Linked DNA regions of Mus musculus: region 2 is linked to region 1. The links are chromatin loops, found by intact Hi-C in ENCODE. Cell type or tissue: heart. All regions are shown on one strand. Links, peaks and the distances in the headings refer to the core of each region. The heading gives the core; the rest is flanking DNA.

Evidence for each region. Hi-C counts contacts between places; a loop is a spot of excess contacts. Peaks named below come from ENCODE experiments on the same cell type or tissue, not always from the same donor. Only the 100,000 strongest peaks of a DNase experiment are listed, where the experiment ranks them.
Region 2: it touches region 1 in a loop (2.4-fold over the local background); 1 of 42 quality-filtered maps calls a loop at or near these places.

The regions. Positions count from the first base shown.
Region 1 is chr12:85,433,370-85,442,551 of GRCm38, forward strand. It overlaps Gm40477 (a long non-coding RNA gene), which reads right to left and starts at 3,088. Exons shown (of 3, transcript XR_872875.2): 1 at 2,773-3,088; 2 at 2,331-2,474. It also overlaps the pseudogene Gm46370. In heart, for the core only: a CTCF peak has its summit at 3,872; DNase peaks (open chromatin) are centred at 2,882 and 4,022; H3K4me3 peaks cover 997 bases; H3K27ac peaks cover 4,634 bases.
Region 2 is chr12:85,341,681-85,350,862 of GRCm38, forward strand. Tmed10 (transmembrane p24 trafficking protein 10) reads right to left here. Exons shown (of 5, transcript NM_026775.4): 3 at 9,123-9,182; 4 at 2,545-2,671; 5 at 1-1,869. The coding sequence ends at 1,748. Among named protein-coding and RNA genes, the nearest start is that of Nek9, 6.9 kb to the left of the region's middle. In heart, for the core only: a CTCF peak has its summit at 4,881 (motif pointing right); DNase peaks (open chromatin) are centred at 4,871 and 6,841.

The DNA.
Region 1 (9,182 bases), core at 373-8,372:
CTGAGTGTCCTGTCCCCTAGGACCAGGGAGGGAAGGACAGGCGTCAGGGAAAGTCACATTTCACTGTGCATCATAGAATACATTTTTTTTTTTTTTTTTGGTTTTTTGGTTCTTCGAGACAGGTTTTCTCTGTATAGCCCTGGCTGTCCTGGAACTCACTCTGTAGACCAGGCTGGCCTCGAACTCAGAAATCTGCCTGCCTCTGCCTCCTGAGTGCTGGGATTAAAGGCATGTGCCACCACGCCCGGCTTAGAATACATTTTTTAAAATAAATTTGAAGCTTATGTTTATTTCATGTGTAAGAGTATTAGCCTGCATGTATCTATATGTGCCACAGGTGTGCCTGATGCCCTGTGAAGTCCGAGGGCCTTGGAACTGGAACTAGAGTTACAGATGATTGTGGACCATCCTAAGGATGCCGGGGAGCTAACCAGGCTGCCTTGCTAGAGTTGCCAGGGCTCTTAACCACTGAGCCATCTGTCCAACACGGAAGAATGAGTTTAAGTTCCCTGGGTTAGCAAAGAAGGGGAGTCAGGGCTGTGGGGGTGGGGAGGTAGGGCTGATTAGCCAGAGTTGTTCTTGAGCAAAGGGGGATAAAGGAACAGGATGCAGGATACATGATATATTCAGCAGCAAAGGGGCTATGAGAGGGGCTGGTGCCCAGCTGGGAAGCAAGGGGCCACAGAAAGGGTAGGCAAATCCCCTGCACTCTCAATTAGTTCTTTGTCTCTATTCACGATGACCACACAAGGTAGGCTGAAAGACTGAAGCTGCCCAACAGCAGGAGCTCCACTTTGAAGCTTCCCACACTCCATTGCTCTATCCTGTCTACAGCCCAGCTCCTGAGAGACGTTCCTTCCTCCCAAGTGGGGGTCTGCTGAGCTCAGGCATCAGGCCGGCTCATCACAGCTCTGTTGGTCTACTAAGTATCCATGCTCACTCACATCACACCCTGCCTTACAAAGGCGAGCAGAGCTTTGCCTACTGAGTCAGTTTCGGGGAAGCGTGGAGAAGCCAGAGCACAGCAGATCAGAGAGGAGCAGAAGAAACCAGAGATGCCTCTCAATCTATGTAACAATAAAGAGCTAGAGGGAACGGGTGGACAGTGTATCTGAGAGGGGTCTTGGTAGCTATAAGATTTGGGGTGCCAAAAGTGAGGAATTGGGGGGGTGGTCAGATCTCTCTCCTCCCAGCCCCCTTTTCTATCCCCTCTTCCACTCTCTTCCTTTCACTTTTCCTCCCCGGTTTCCCTCCTCACCCGTGATCTCTCTTTGGATACAGACTCTAATTCTACATCCCAGGCCAGAATGGCCTGGAAGTCATTATGTAGCTTAATCAGGTCATTTTTATTGCTAAATTACTAATTAAAAATGGGAGATCTGGGTTGGCTCATGACTCAGTGCATAGGCACTCGCCACCAAGCCTGATGATCTGCATTTGATTCTCAGATCCCATACGGTGAAAGAACAGAGCCAACTCCCACAGTTGTCCTCTGACCTACACACACACACACGCACACACACACACACACACACACACACACACACACACACACACTAACTGTAAGGAAAAACTTGGAGGGGGTTCTTATAAAAAGCTGTTTAAGCTAGATGGAGTGGTGCACACCTGTAATCCCAGCAGTGCAGTCAGAGGCAGGGGGATCGTGGATATTGGTTGATGTTATATAGTAAGTTTGCCACCTTGGAAAATCAAAAATGACAACCAGATGTGGTGGTGACACGCCCTTAATCCCAGCACTCAGGAAGCAGGGGCAGGCATAGCTCTGAGTTCTAGGCCATTCTGGTCTACATAGTAAGTTTAAACCAGCAAGAGATACATAATGAGACCATGCCTAAAAATATAGTATATATTATTAATCATATGTGTATTGCTTTGATTCTGAAAGCTGATATTAATCTGTTCTTGGGCCCCACAAACATTTACCTAGAATTTATTTTGGCTTTAGTCAGGGATCAGTAAACCATGTCCAATGGTTAAATATGTTTAAAGGAGGCCCAAAGACAGAAAGTCCCCCCAAATGAACGTGTAATAGCAGACTTTGAGTGTCTATAGACCGGGAGCATGCTTGGCTTGAACAAAGCCTGGGTTTCAATCCCTAGCAGTCAAGACAGAGCAAAACAACCACAAATAAACAACCATCGACTCATCCCGTATAGCCTGTACTATTTTTCTGGTCTCTGGGGTCAGCCTGGAGGTAGTACCTGGTTGGTATTCACTGATGCAGTAACAAACCATATATATATGTCAAAAGGTTCTACCCAGCCTCCTCTCAGACAGAGCAAAAAGCTGGATATCTCTGCCCACCACACCTGAGAGCAGTGTTTATGGCTTCCAGACGAGGTCAAAGCCCCAAAGGCCACAGAACAGCAGAGTTTCCTTTTCCATCCTCATTTCTCTCTCCCCTTGACTTCTTGGCAGTCTTTTAACCTCCAGATTCCATGTGTTTGGTTCAGCTGAAAGCAAAACAAAACACAGTCAGGCTTATCTGTTTGCAGAAAGAGGTTTCAAAGGGGCCAGCCTTCCCACTCCTTGGGTCAGAGAGAAGTGTGTGGGTCCGAGAAAAGAAACTGCAAGGTAAACTTGAGACCGGTACGGGAACCAACTTCCTTCCAAATAGCCTGAAACATCTCCTGCATAGTCCCACACAGCCAAGCTCCTTGCTATCAGCTCCCAGGCCAGTCTTTTCACACGCTGTCCTCAGAGCAGGTCTCTACATGGCATACATTTACACCAACGAACACCCACACGCACACACATACACACACGGCTCCGTCTGGTGACAGATTGGGGTCTGAAAAATCTGGCAGCCTTCTCAGCTGATGGCAGAGTGTTGAGTCTGTTCTGTCTCCCTGGAGTCCCTCTGCACACGCAGGTGCACGTCAGCGCCTGCTCTAATTTTATCCCTGGCTGATGGAGGAGACTAACTGAGCAGCAGGGAAGATGCTATTTTGGGTCTCTCTGCAGCTCTGGGTTATATAAAGCCTATTGCCGTGACCTGCATTGCTTTGAGGCTGAGTCTCACTCTTGAGCATGCTGTCATAATATGTCATCAGCTCAGACACACACACACACACACACAGAGCTCTTGGGGAATGAGGAGAGGTGTGTGCTGAGGAGGAGTGTGTGTGTGTGTGTGTGTGTGTGTGTGTGTGTGTGTGTGTTCCTGCCAGCTTGACTATACTATCCGGTAAGGGCATTGTAAGGGAAAGAGGCTTGTTCTGGAAGGAAATAGAAAGCTCTTTCTGATGGAGAAACATGAGGGTCTGGCTTTGAGCTTTAGGACAGAATGTTTTGTGAGCTGATGTTGTAGGTCTGCTGTTGGCATGGTGATAACAATTTCTATTTTGGTAACTCTTTTCATTTTAAAGGAACCTAAGGGGCTCGTGAATTATACACAAACGGTTTTGCTTTGGAATGGTAGGATTTTTTTTTTTTATCTGACATTAGCAGCTGCTGCTGCATGAACAAACGAGATGGTCTCTTTTGGAGATGGGCCGTGACAGAAGATTGCCTTGCCCACACCAATGGGGATAATCTCGCTTGGAAAGTTTTTCCTTATAGGTCAAAACATCCCTCACATTGCTGGGAATTTGTCCACCTTCTTAAAGATTCCCGCTCGCTTGATTCAATCAGCTCTATAGACAAACTGTCTTTGGACTTCCTCTGAGATTAAATCTTTTCTTTTTAGATATATACATTTTGATAGATGAACATATAACAGAATCTCACTAGGACACCCTTGAAAGTACTAGGGTGTTCTCAAACTGTGTGTCATTCACACAAAGCTAGAGTGACAGGGCTCAGAGAGCTTCTCCCAGTCTGTCCTGCTTCCCATAACCAGCAGGGTGAGCAGACGACGACCGTTCTCAGTGAGCCACACGTTTCCCGTTCTTAATCTCCATGGGCATGCTCTGAGTGACATGACGGGACCCATAAGGTATTGCCCAGGGGCACACAGACTTGGCAGGTTCAAATCTTGGCTTTGGGAGCTGCCAGAATGGGAGGCCCAGGGCCAGGGCTCCTGCTGTTGGTTTGGTTCCCGTCATTGGCAGCAGCTGTGGCCATGGAGTTCCCATAAGTCGTAACTTGACGGCTGCCTTATTTCTCAGCTGCCCTTTGAAAGGAGTTGATCCTCCTTTCCCACTGGCCGAAGCGCTTCTGAGGATTTCTGGAAAGAATAACCTAAAGCTTTCCACAAAGAAAGCCAGGGGAGTCTGGCAATTAGCGCCAAAAGGCAGAAAGGAGCGGGGCCCCAGAGAGTTCTAGTGCCGGGAGCAGCTAAGAGAAGGAGGAAAGGGAAGTGGACCAGAATCAAAGACAGGGTTCGCAGGGGCCGGATGGGGAAATGAAGCCAGGAATGGGGAAGGTACAGATGAATCACTCTGTGGCTTATTAATAATGGACTTGGGTGGAATTTGGACACGTGTGCCCTCCTTTCCCCTTCTTCCAGGCTGGGAGGTGGCCCCTCACCTTGGTGAACTACTTAATGCCTTTCATCTACCCCTGCCCATTAATGAGTCAGTATCAGTATCTCTCTGTGTCTGTTTGTCTCTGTGTGTCTCTTTTTCTGTGTCTTTGTCTCTGTCTCTATGTCTGTCTCTCTGTGTCCTGTGCCTCTGTCTCTCTGTCTGTGTCTCCGTGCCTATCTCCCCTGAGCCCCTTATTATACAACCCAAACTAGCCTCGAACTTATACTCCTGCCTCCGTTCCTCATTACTCCATTCCCCTCAGGAGCAGGCCTGAATACACTGCCATCAGACATGGAGTTCTGAGGCCTGCAGCCTAAGTCTCTGAGTTGTTTGTTTGTTTGTTTGTTTTGAGACAATGTCTTGCTCTTTGTATCCTTGGCTAGCCTGGAGCTTGCAATGTCGAACTAAATTAGCTCCAAACTCACAGAGTTCTGCCTGCCTCTGCCTCCTGCATGCTAAGATTAAAGCGTGCATTCCATCATTCTTGGCTCTGGCTTAACTTTTATAGTCACCTTCCCGAGTAACTCATCCCTGTGAAAGTCTCCAGGTCGCTCCTTACCACCTTACACTGATCGTTCTCAACTCTCTTGTCTTCTGTGTGTGTGAGTATAGACTGTTCCATCTGTCTGGAATGCCCTTCCTATTGTTGTTGTTAGTAGTATCTGTGTGAGTGCGCCCGTGCAATGTAGCCAAGGCTAGCTTCAAACTTGTTATCCTCTGACTCAGCCTCCCAGATATTAGAGTTAAGGTGTGCTATCATGTTTTTTTTTTTTTCCTGGAAAATTCCCATTTTTTTTCCTTCTGATGCTGACTCAAATAAGTTGTTTTAACTCTTCCTGCCCTGGGTCAGGAGCTCTCCGCTGGCATGTTTGTTTGCCTTTTGCCTGAGTACTTAGTTGAGTACTCTGCAGCCCACCGGGACCATGGGCATCTAGATTAGTTCTCACTTAGTCTACCACTCAGGCTGCCCAGCAAGTATCTGTTGAATGAATGACTGCATTGAGCAGAAGCCACATTTCCGCAGTAAAGTTTCCTCTGTGTCACAGGAGCTAGAGACTGAGCTTGCGGGCAGTGTCAGTGTGCTTTGTCTTGAGAAATCTGACAAAGAATATAGGACGTCCTGAGTTATCTGCCTCCAAACCCTAAGGGGAGGGACAACAACAGAGATAGTCAATCACTGTGTTACACGGGTGCTATGCTGCGCGAGATGGCCCATGTGACCAATCAGCATCTGCCTTTTCTGTGCCCCGTCCCAACTAATTCATGGAGTAGAGTGTACAACGTGCATATGGATCTCACAGTCCTTTCCAGAGAGCGCCATGCTCCCACCATGCCATACTTCAGTTCCACCACGGATCTACCCAACCAGTCATGACTCTACCATGAGCATCAGAACTTCCAGCCAGTGCGACCCGGTGCTGCATATCAGTGATCCCAGGGATTCGGGAAGCCGAAACAGGACCATTGCAAGCTGAAGGCCTACCTGAGTGGCTTAGCAGGACTCTCCCAAAATAAAAAATAAACGAGGGAGTGCCAGGGCTGAAACTCAGCAGTAGAACTTGCCTAGCACGAGTGAGGTTGGGTTTAAGTCCCAGGACGTGGGTAGATGATGGTGGTGAGGACGTCATAGCTCCATCACTGGGCTGGCTGCCATCTCTGCCCAGGTCACACCCTAACGATGCTGGCCTCAGGGACTGAGGCACAGGAGAAAGTGTGGAGCACCCAGTGCTTGACCCAATTACACCAAACCAGGGTCAAGGAATTCATCAATTCTAGGGACATCTGAGATGTATACATCTAAAAAAGCCAAGGGAAGACCAGAGGAAACCCCCAACTACAAATTGGGTTTGTAAATGCATTATTTAATTTAGGTTACTTAATTTAACCTCTGATACACGTGATGGGAATAATTTTGTGATGGCATATCATCAATGTGTGCATGCACATACACATAAATATTACCCTAAACCCTTTGCTCTCACACTCAGAGATGCCTCCTGAAGGTAGAACCAGGGTGGTAGTATCCCAGGAGTAAACTGGCTGTGGGAACGTGGGCATAGAATTGGCATCTGGGAGAAATTTTCAAAATTTTAAACAGTTCCTTTTGAGGCTTATGCATCTCGACAGCTCTCCTGCTTTGACAGAGAGGAGAAAAGAGCAGCCATGTGATCGGGAGCCTGCAGGAAAGAGGTTGGAAGAGGGCTGATACCCTAGTCCATGGCTTTACAACAGCTGCAGGGGCTGGAATAGTTCACTTTAAATGAGATGACGCTGGGCCACTTAGGGGAAAGAGAGAAGATCGGAAGACAGAGAGGGTGGGTATTAAAGAGAAGGGACACAGAGAGGGTGGGTATTAAAGGATTATGTGTTTTAGGCCGTGTTACCATCACCCAGAAAGGCATGTACTTCAACTGCCAAGAAACTAATAATGAATTGGAACACCATCCAGGGATGAGAGCAAGTTAAAACAATAGCTCCTGTGCTCAACCTGTGTGCTATTTCAAGATCAGCAGTTAACTGGCTTTTCGGGGCACAATGGGCAAAAACCAGGATAGGATCCTGTGTTGTCATTTAAAGACTTTCTTTTTAATTTGTGTGTTTATTTTGGTTTGTGGGGTTGGGGGGAGAGAATCTCAGGTAGTTGTCTTCAAATTTGCTATGTATCCAACAATGGCCTTGAATTACTGATCCTCCTACCTCAGACTCTGGGATTTTAAAGGTCTGTGCCCCCACACTGAGCAATCTGATCTTGATTTTTTTTTCAGAATATGAAAATTTATTACCGTGTTTCCATTGTTAAACTTTATGATCTTGGCCTTTCTTTCTTGCCTTTGTATAGAGCCAAAACATTGGGAAATATTGGCTACTTTAACCACCTTAAAGAGGACTCCAGGAATATCACCTACAGCATGACCTTTTCGACCAAATCTAGCAACCAGAACTTCGTCATTTTCCTCAATGAAGTTCCATCATTGGGTATGAACGTTGTGATCTTCTTGCCGTTCTTAATGAGCTGCACCCTGACACACTTCCTGATGGCAGAATTTGGCTGTTTGGCCTCAACCCCTACTTTTTCCAGCACAATTCCCTTTGCATGAGAGGCACCCCCAAACGGATTGGCCTTCAGGGCTGTGCCCAAGTGGGCTTTCTTGTACTGCTTATCATGCTACTTCTGGTCCTGTCGGTGACTGCAGAGCTTCCGGGCAGTTCAGAGACCACGACACTTGCCCATCATGCTGGCGCCAGGCCCAAAAGAAAGAGATTTTTTTTTTTAGGACAGTGTCTTACTGTGTAGCATCAGCTAGCCTAGAATGTAGACCAGGCTAGCTCAAACTCACAGAATCTGCATGCCTCTGCTTTGGAAGTGCTGGGATTAAAGGTGTGAGTGACCTTGTTATCTGATCCATCTTTAAAGGGTCAAACAACTGGGCTCTTTACAGTCAGGGTACCCGTTGGCTTTCTACCTGTTCTGCTGAATGTCTTATACCGGTCACCTCATGCAAGCCTCACACCTTTACCGCATACCCCCCCCAAGTAGGTAAGCATCCCCCTTTAACTGCTGGGCAAACACGCCCTGAACCCACTGCGAAGTTAAATAACATGCCTAAGGCCACAGATTTTGTGAATGACAAAGCTAGGATCTGAACAAAGACAGACTGGCTCCAGATCCCAAAATCGGATCCCAAATCAGCAACCATCACTCTGTACTGCCCTGGATGTAACCAATAAACATATAAACAACAAAACAACAACCACAACGATGACAAAAAAAACCCTGACTATTGGTGCTGCGCAGGGTGTGGGTTCCACCCCAGTGTGGCAGATGAGAGCAGATGTGTGGAAATCCTGTGTATGAACGTCAGCATGACATCACTGGGGATGAACGCTTATGAATCCAGGTCAGCCGTGTCACCCGCAAAGCTTCACAGCCTCTCCACACAGCACTGGGATGAGTCTCACTACTGGATGCCCTGCCCTTGAGTAGTCAACAAGTGCTCCCTTAATGTGTTCACTCAGTTAATGTGCCTTGAGCACTTAGCCCGAGCCTGGCAAGCCATACTAGGCTCCGGAAATAAAAATGGGCCTGATACATAGTCCCTCCCCAACATGTCTGGAGCGGTGAGGGCAGGTACCCTCAACCAACGACCAAACGGGCTTGAAGCTTAGCGATACTCTGAGGCTAATGCCACCCACTGTCCCTTCATCCTCTGAGGATGCTATTGTTTTCTACATGTCTTGGGATCGATTGGTCACTAACTTACTGGGGTGTCATCCCTGCAAACCACCTTGCCTACAGATGTTTTGCAGACAACAACTTGAGGTTAGTTTCTGTTTTTGTTTTTGCTTTTTCCTCAGTGACCGGGGAGTGAAGTGGAGGTAGGAGACCGCAACAGGGTCTCATGTAACCCAGACCTACTTCCAACTTGATATGTAGCTAAAGCTAGCATTGAACTCTTGGTCTTCCCCCCACCTCTGCCTCCTTGAGGCGTGTACCACTTTGCCATCCAAGAGCTTGACTGTCTCATCTAGAAAGTGATATGAGGTGATGACAAAGATGATGGTCAGATGAGAGATAACTGTGAACAGAATGTGTAACATCGGCCCACGGTGGTTTAGTTAAATATGCACAAACGGGCATCTTCGGCTAAGTGTCTCACCATCCACTGGAGCTAAGTGACAGGGAAGGAACCT
Region 2 (9,182 bases), core at 873-8,872, 91 kb before region 1:
TTTGTACCCACCCCACCCCCGCCCCCGCCACTGGCAATCAGGCCCAGAGCCTTCTGTATGGTAGGTAGGCACTGTAAACTGGGGTACACTTTCCAGAACTGCCTTGAGGTACCTAAAACTTCCACCGAATGAACCTTGGCTTTGATTTTACAACATATATATTTCAAGTATTTACTATCTGTGACTTTCCCAGATGTCCAAGTTAAACCCCGTATATCCACATCTCAGAGATAACACTGAAGAACAGGAGTTAGATCAGTGATTGACCATACATGAAGGGCTGGTAAAATTTACTTATTTTTCCTGGTAGAAGTTATATGAAAAGTTCAAGCAACAACCCATTTGATAGAGGAACCCACACAGAACTCAACAGTGAAGTGAACAAATGACCCACATAGAAATGGGCAAAAGCCACCAACGGACATCTCACTGACAAGGACAGACAGATGGCAAACGACAAGAATGAGAAAGGATGCTCAACGCCATCTGCCATTAGGAAAATGCAAATTAAAACCATAATGAGATATTACAGGCATCCACTCAAGGGGAGAAGTTAAAATAGCAATGATAAAGACCACAGAGAATGTAGAGCTGTAACCTGCCATACAGCCACTCTAGACAGAGCAGGGAGGCTTCCTTTAGAACTCCATGTGCTTCCTACACAGCACAGCAACGGCCCTCTTAGGTATTTATCCCGGAGTGATGAAAACTTACATTCACCTAAGAACTTTAATAGTTAGGCCCAATCCCCAGGCCACCCACATGACCTTTAAGCACAATGCAGTACCATCCATAGCCTGGAGGAAAACCAGGATGTGCACCGCCTTGGAGAGGCACCTCATGGGAATTATGCTGAGTGGAGAAAGCCAACCTCCAAAGGTTACACTCTAGATGACCCATTTACATAACAGAGTTAGAGTTCAGAACAGGGCAGCAGATTAGGGAGCCAGAGCGGGGGGGGGGTGGGGGGGGGGGTGGAGAAGGGAGTGGCTAGCTGCAACACTGCAAATGAAGACCATGGGATGGAACTACTCTACCTGGAAATGATCGACAGGATCTACAAGTGATAAACTGGACAGAACTAAACACACATACACAAGGACTTCAAGCAGTTGAGCACAAACATTTTAATGGTCTAAAATGAGATTTTTTTAAGAGATTATCTACAGTTCAAAGCTCACCTTTTAATGTGTCCCACCCATGACCCTTTTAGGAGACATAAAATTATGAAGGATATCACCAGAAGCTATGTAAACATTTCATCTAAGGACCAAGAGAAGTTCAAGGTGTTTTCACAAGGAAACCAAAGAGACAACTGATATGAAAGAGCTGACCGCAGTCAGAGAAATCTTGGGAGGAGAACTAGAGTGAAGGACAAGGCGATGAGCAGGTGGGAGAGAAAAAGCAAACAGCTCAAACAGATCCTGTGAGGCGGGCGACCCAGGACGAAGGCTGGCTTTGGCGTTATCTAGGTAACCCCGGTTTGTTGTTTTGTTTTATTTTGTTTTCTTTCCATAGGCGACTTTAATAATCTTGTTGCAAAACCAGTCCAAATCCTACTGCATTAAAGTCCTCATTGACTTGTTGGGTATAGGTGGTGCCCATGTGCTCTCATACCAAAAGTATCAGTTCTGGCAAGAAAGCTCAGCTGTGCCTTGATGGTACTGTTAGTAGAATGGCCTTGGGCTAGGCCAGGCATGTCCCAGCGATGTTCTGCTGGCTCTAGGGGACAGAACACTGAGCCTCATTACTCTATCAACTTCTTGGCCTTGAAGAAGCGACGCAGGTAGAAGACCTGCCAGGTGGCTAGTCCAATGAGGCAGAACATGGAAAAGATGCTGAAGTACAGGACCCGGGTGTTCGTGGACTCTAAAGAAACAAAACAATGCAAAAACACTGTAAATGGAATGAAGTTAAGTTGCTTCAGTTTGGCTAAACAATGGCTAGGGCGTAAAGACAATTAGTTAGCCTCATTCTGTCCATAGGTCTCAGAGTTCAAACAATTAAAGCAAGCAAGCAAAAGTGAGTATGGTAACACACCTGTGATCTCAGCACTTGAGAGGCTAAGACAGGAGAATCCTGAATTCCAGGCCAGCCTGGGCTACATAGCAAGATCCCGATAAGAAACTCTAAAACTGTACTAATAGGATCTGAAAAACCTTATGCTGAGTTGGTAACTATAGCCGCCTCAGTGGTACACCACTTTCTTAGCATGCACAAGGCTCTGAGTTCCATCTCTAGCCCTGTTTCCTTTTGCTTTGTTTTTAATCCCATTTAAAATGTTAAAAATTACAAGTTGGTAATACTTTGCTACAAGCTAACCAAAAATATAGTCATTACATATCACCAAAGGAAATGTCATTCTTCTGAAAACCTAGCCAGCTGATTTACCTTTTAGTTACAATAGCCCTAGAGAAGCAATTTTATTTCCCTAAATCATATTCCACTTTTCCCAAACTGAGAAATGTGTACGTTAGCATTCAGTGTCCAGAATCTGTCTCCTTTACAGCTCACGCACTGAGAAATGAAAGCTACCCCACTCACCATTAGTGTCCCTCATCTCCTCTTCCCGCTTCTTCATGTAGGCAAAGTCATTAACAATGGACTCGGAAAGGTCCTCGAGCCGTCGTAACTCCACCTCCAGTGGTTTGAGTTTCTCGACTTTTGCAATCTGGAAAAGATCAGAATTGGATCCAACTCCCTGAAAAAACTGCTTAAGTAAAGAACATCAAAGCACAAAACAAAGCCATCTGGAGGAGCAGAGTCTCCTCCTTACAGCCTGCACTGCACTGCACCCGTAAAGAAGTAGTGAGGGCAGGAGTTAGCCAGTGTGGGAAGGAGCCCAAGAGAAGTGGGGGAGGGGTGTGAGCAGAATGCACCATCTACGAGTCTGTGTACACATTCAAATCTCTGTCAATCATTCTAAGATATTTTAAAATTTGGCTTTCTACCTTTCTCTACAAACTATATTTTTCCACCTTAGATCTTTAATTTTAATTAAGATTTCTTTAAGATGTGTGTAGTAGTGATTCATGTAAACCCAGCATTCAGAAGGCAGGAGCAGGGAGATCTCCAGGACAAGGTCAGCTGAGTGTATAAAAAAGACTTCACAACAAGGCTAGGGAGATGCTGTAAATGGCTCTGTGGTAAGATCACTTGCTATGCAAGCAAGAATACCTGCACTCATCTCCAGCATCCATGTTTTTAAAAGCTGGGCATGGTGATGCATTCTCGAAACTTCAACTTTGCATTGTAGGGTGGAGACACGAGGAGACAGAGCCTGTGCACCACTTCCAGCAAAACAGAACAGCTCAGTGGAAGGCTGTGAAGGAGGAGGTCCTGTCCCTCCACATTCCTGACTGTAGTACAGCACTTTACATTGCCCTTTCATCCTTTGGTAGGCAATTGACACTATAGCTAGCATGGCAGCTTCGAGAGTCATATTAGGTGAATGTAGGCAGAAGGAGGAAGCATGTGCTCCTGCAGTATCACAGAGGAGCTCAAAACCAAAACCAAAAACTAACAGGGTTTTGCATATCTAAGTCATACAACACTGGACTTGATTATGTTCAGAGCCAAGAGAAATCATACATTTGCTAAAAACGACCCTAAATCTACCTTGACCGCTCTTCAATTCCCTTCCAGAGGCAGCTACAGTTACCAACTCAGCATAAGGTTTTTCACACCCTATTAGAAGATAAACAGTGTACAGTTTTATAGCTTTTCTAGTTGAGAGTCCAGGGTTGCCATTCACCTAGTATTTATCTGCACAAAATTCCCCAAGGAAAGCTGGGAGCAGTGGGACATGTCTTTAATCTCAGCACCTGGGAGGCAGCAGCAGGCAGATCTCTGTGAGTTCAAAGCCAGTCAGGTCTGTATAGTGAGTTCCAGGACAGGCTACATGGTGAGATCTCGTCTCAACGAAACAACAACAAAAACAAAAAACTCAAAACCAAACAAATAAAAACCCCAAGGAAAAGGTACTAATAAGACATATAATAAACCAAGCGTAGTCTGCGTAACATCTTCCTCTTGCTCTGCACTTCCCTATCCAAAGCTTCCTGACTGAGACAGAGAGGCAACAGTATGAAACTTCTTAGACATCAATTATTTAAGGGTCCCTAAATAGAAACTTGCAAAAAGGAACTGGAACTGAAACTGTGGTTGTGCTCCAACAGCTAGAAATATATATATATATATATATATATATATATATGCATTACACTATTATATTTTTATATAATAAATACACACACGCCGGTACTTGGGAGGTAAATCAGGAGGATCTGAGGCTCTAGAGCAGCTGTGGCTACCACACAATAAGTCTACAGAGAGCCTAGGCTACATGAGACCCTAATTAAAAACCAACCAACCAACCAACCAACCAATAAATAAATGGATGGATAAAAGGTGAACTATTATACTAGGTCAGCAGGGTCTGGTTAGATTTCTCAGACTAGCAAGGTTAGAGAATGGTCCAGTTCTCCACTGCTGCTACTCTCATGCTTGCAGGCAAAAGCATAAAACCTTAAAAGAAATTCCAAGTGCGTCCTCCAGGAGACCCTCTTCACTTGCCCAGGACTAAACACTAGTCAGTTCAAATATAAAAAGTAAACTCTCAAGGCTGGGACCAAGCTTCACGAGCATACACAAAGCCCTGGGTTTGAGCCCCAGTGCTGCAAGTAAGTAAACTTAACACTTGTTTAAAAGAAAATGAAAACCTACCACCACCCCCAACAACTGTTCCGCTTGTCTAAATGCCTGACTTAATGCTCCAAGTTCTAGAAGAACACCAGCTTGTATGTTTCATGAAGACAGCCCAGTACTCTGCTTTTTTCTTCCAAGGCAGAAAATAAGGCAGGCCATGACAATGTGAAACAAATATTCCACTAGGGGGTGCCGTTCTCCTGATATATTGTGTATAGCCATTAAATAATCACAGAGTATTAGAGGAACTAGGTACTCATTTTATGGGTCCATCACTTTACAGAGGAGGAAACTAAGCATTCCACAGAAACTCACTTTTTAGTGGCAGACTACAATTTTCAGTGGCAGACCCGATTAGACTAAGATGGGCTCTGGAATCTCTAGCCAGGCACCTAGTATGCAGCACTGGCTTCAAAGGAGCCCATTTTCTCAAGTACTGTGGCTCCTTAAGCAAGTGCTTTGTGATCAGAGTACTCTGCATCCTTTCTCCATAAAGCCCACTGCCCAGAGAAAGCCCTCAACATCTACCACTCTAACGTGACTAGTTCATATTGCTTAGAAAAAACTTAAAGCTATGTGGACTTTCCCTGTCTATGTACCTTCAGAGCATCAATAAATTAAGCTTTTCCTAAAATGCATCTATGCCTGCCACTCTGATGCCACAGCTTAAATCCAGAGAGTACCCAGACTCATCTGAGAGGTACTGAGATCACTAATCTGCAAGCAAACAACTAAAACTAAATAAGCTCAACTGCTTCCAGATCCACAGGAAAGCCTCCTGTTCCAGTCAAATTAATCTGCTACCTTCATGGCCTGCCTCAAAAACCCAAATCAGTTCCTATAAGCTCCAAAGGCTAAACAATAAATGTGAGGGACATGAAGTCTAACACAGGTAAACAGAAAGAACAAGATTCAAGGACCAATCTCCAGCACAGGGGAGGTGCACCAATCACAAGCCTGTTCACAGCAGTTCAGAGGGCCAAGAGGCTGCCCGAGCTGGCTTCACATAGCAGTGCCAACCCCAGGCACTGAACCTGAAAGCTCTCATTGAGAGTGTCCAGGATGGTTCTCCATTAGCCTCCGTTCCAGTGCCTTACTCCTGTCCTGTCCTGTCCTGTCCCGTCCTGTCACTTAGACTGTGCCACTGGTACAGGGAAGCAGAGCCCTCCTTCCTATGGCACTCAGAACACTTGGTTCTGGTTTTCTTTCTTTAGCTGTGGCCTCAACTATGTTTGGGGGCACCTTCTGATAGAACGGCAGGCTTAATAGAATCTAGTCAAAACAGGACTTCCTCCTATTGAAAATTCGGACATCTACAAAAAGAAAGGTCACACGCAGTCAGGAGTTAGGGGACAAGCTGCCTTTGTCCCCCCAGTTACACAATCAGGGAGTCTATCTCTGCAAACAGCTACTCCAGTTCACGAAAGAACAAGTTGCTTTAAAAACAAAATTAGGGGGAAAAAAAAGGGTAGATTTGCATCCTGAAGATATAGAGATGCTGCCATCTAAGGAGCAGAGGCAAGGCAGTAGCAGAAGTCCTTGAGACACAAGGGACCAAGCATAGATGGTCCCTTGTGTCTCTTTCAGTGTACAGTGTTCTTTCTCTTTATATTACAGCCAGTATTTGTCTCCCAAGTATAAAATACTTTATATTAAGACTATATAACAATTTTACTAAGTCCCTCCTAACATTTCACACAGGCTACTGTGCTGCTCTGTCCCACTATGACGACACTGAGTAAGCTGGCCGTGGTGATACAGGCTGGCAGGCCTAATACCTCAGAGGCTGCGATGGAAACGATTGAAGGTTTGAACTCACCTAGGGGCCTACACAGTTGAGTTCCAGGCCAGCCTGGGCTACATGGCGAGGTTCTGTCTCAAACAATAAGACATTACTGCATGCTACAGGACAGCAGAGGACTTCGGAACTGAGTCCACATTCTTGAGATGTTGGATGTGAAGGAAGTTAAAGGGACTGATTTTGGCCTGTCATGGCTACTCTAGGCCTTTGCCTCAATCTGTGCTGGTGTTGGGAGCTGAGAGGAGGGAAGTCATTAAAGAAAGTGGTGGGGAAGAGTTCGTGGTTAGGAAGCAGAACCTTAGAGCTGTGTTGTAATCATGTGCGTAAAAAGCTTAGGACATGCCAGACATCCGAAGCAGGAAGCAGGCAAAGGAAGCGATGTAGTTCCTTTCCTCTAGGGATTCCCCTCTTAGATTAAGCAGAAGGTCAAAAAAGATGAAATTCTTGTCCAGTGTTAGTAACACCTAAGGATACCGGAAATGCCAGGAATTGTGATTCCTGTGGTATGTGGTATGACAGCGGCATTCATACCATTCTTTATACAAAGCCATAGTAACGCCATTGTTTTGGGGAGAGTATGCTATATCTCGGGTTTAGCAGGGCTTCAGTACCCTGTTATTTAATACACAGATGCTTAATGACAGAACAAAGTTACAAGTCATATAGTAGGAAGCAATGTCTCTGTTTCATAGACTGAGCCAAGGGTAGAAAAAGCAGCAGTAACAACACAGTGCAAGCACTGTACCTATTCTTGTAATCCAAAAGAGCTATATCTTCAACACTCCAAGGCTCAGGGAACACAGTGGGAGAGTCAGAAGAAATGTAAGCTCTAGTGGACACGGGGTGCTGTGAAATGCTGTGTTTTAGACATGACATGGCCCTAGTGAACATGAACTCACAGCAGCTATACAAGACCTGAACAAGATCAAGCTAGTCAAAATTCCAGCACAGATAAGGGAAGGTCTCAGGAGTGCACAGCCTAGCTGAGGACCTACTGCCTGTAGATGGCTGTGTTCTTTGGGAGTGTGGTCACTGGTAGGTGCCCATGCCCCATAGCCATGTGCATAGGACATTACTAACCAGACCAGTAGTCACAACACCTGAGGGCGTGTGTCGAAGGATCCTTTCATGGGGTCACCTAAGACCATCAGAATACACAGATATTTTCATCACAATTCTAATAGTAGCAAATTAGTTATGAAGTAGCAACAAAAATAATTTTTTGGTTGAGGTCACCACAACATGAGGAACTTTATGAAAGAGTTGCAGCATTGGGAAGGTTGAGAACCACTGAATTAGACTCAGTGAGCTATAAAAAAGAAGACATGAAGTTAAGAGACATGTCTGAGAGGGTCTGGATGTAGTCAAAATGCATTGTGTGTGTGTGTGTATATATATATATATATATATATATAAAATTCCTCAAAAAATTTTTTCCAGGCATTTTATATCTCATAATAACAGTTTAACAGTTATCTTATAACAGTCAATAAGATTCTTCAGAATCTTGAAAAGTTAAGATTTCACTTTCTGTGTGGTGGTGGCACACACCTTTAATCCAGAACTTGGGAGGCAGAGGCTGGTGGAGCCCTGTGAGTTCAAGGCCAGCCTGGCCTGCAGAGTGAGTTCCAGGACAGCCAGGGCTACACAGAGAAACGCTGTCTTGAGGAACTGGAAAACTTGTGTTTTCACTTTTAAACTCATCAGTTAAAGAGGCTCTCTAAACAAGCCTGGAGATACAAGCACTTTAGCCTCCACTGGGAACTGTCTGATATCCGTTACTGTATCACTGCTTGCTCTAGCGACTACTTCCAAGGAACTTTGGTTTCACTCAATTGAACACAAGAACAAGAAAAAAAGAGGAAAAACTTTGTGGACTTATAGTTACTTCCTGATGCACATATGGCCAATCACTTCCTGTCTGCTTCCAATTTAGGACATTTTCCTCCCAAAATCTTGACGAGCCATGTCTGTTCATCATTTTTCAAATTCTACCTAATCACTTTAAGCAACGTTTTTTCATATAGTTAGGATACACCAAACTATATTATATATCATTCTGTAATACTTCCTACCAGAATAAAATGTCTGACTCTCTTACAGCTCTTTGTACCACCCAGCCTTCCTCCTTTACTTTAACTGGAAGTTATTTTTTAGCGATTGTTTCTCAAAAAACAGCACAGCTGTTCAAGACTAACCAGCGTTTGAGTCTAAACCCTAAGATATACACCTACTTGTTTTAGAGAAGAGAAGGGGATGATATTAGGAATTAAAAAACAAAAAACTTTCTTTTGACAGAATTCTATTTAAAAGTGTGTGTGTGCATGTTTGTGTGTGTTCTGCCCCAGAATGCTAATGGCATGACTGAACTCTACCATAGCAACACGCAACTGTACAGACAGCTGGTTTAGTTCATTGGTTATAATCACAGCCAGAATTATTTGTTCAAGTCTGTTAATACAACCTTTTGTATTACCAGGACCATAGCTGGTTGTCACATGGCTGCTGAGAAAACCACAACCTTGTGGGCCAAGTGTGGCCACTGGCCTGATTAGGTCACAGAAGCCTCCAGCCCCGAGCGTTCCTCCCTCCTGTCTGTTGGAGCAGTACATACCTCTTCATAATTTTTCGCCTCTACTCCATGCTTCATGTCTAGAATCACGAGTTGGTCAGG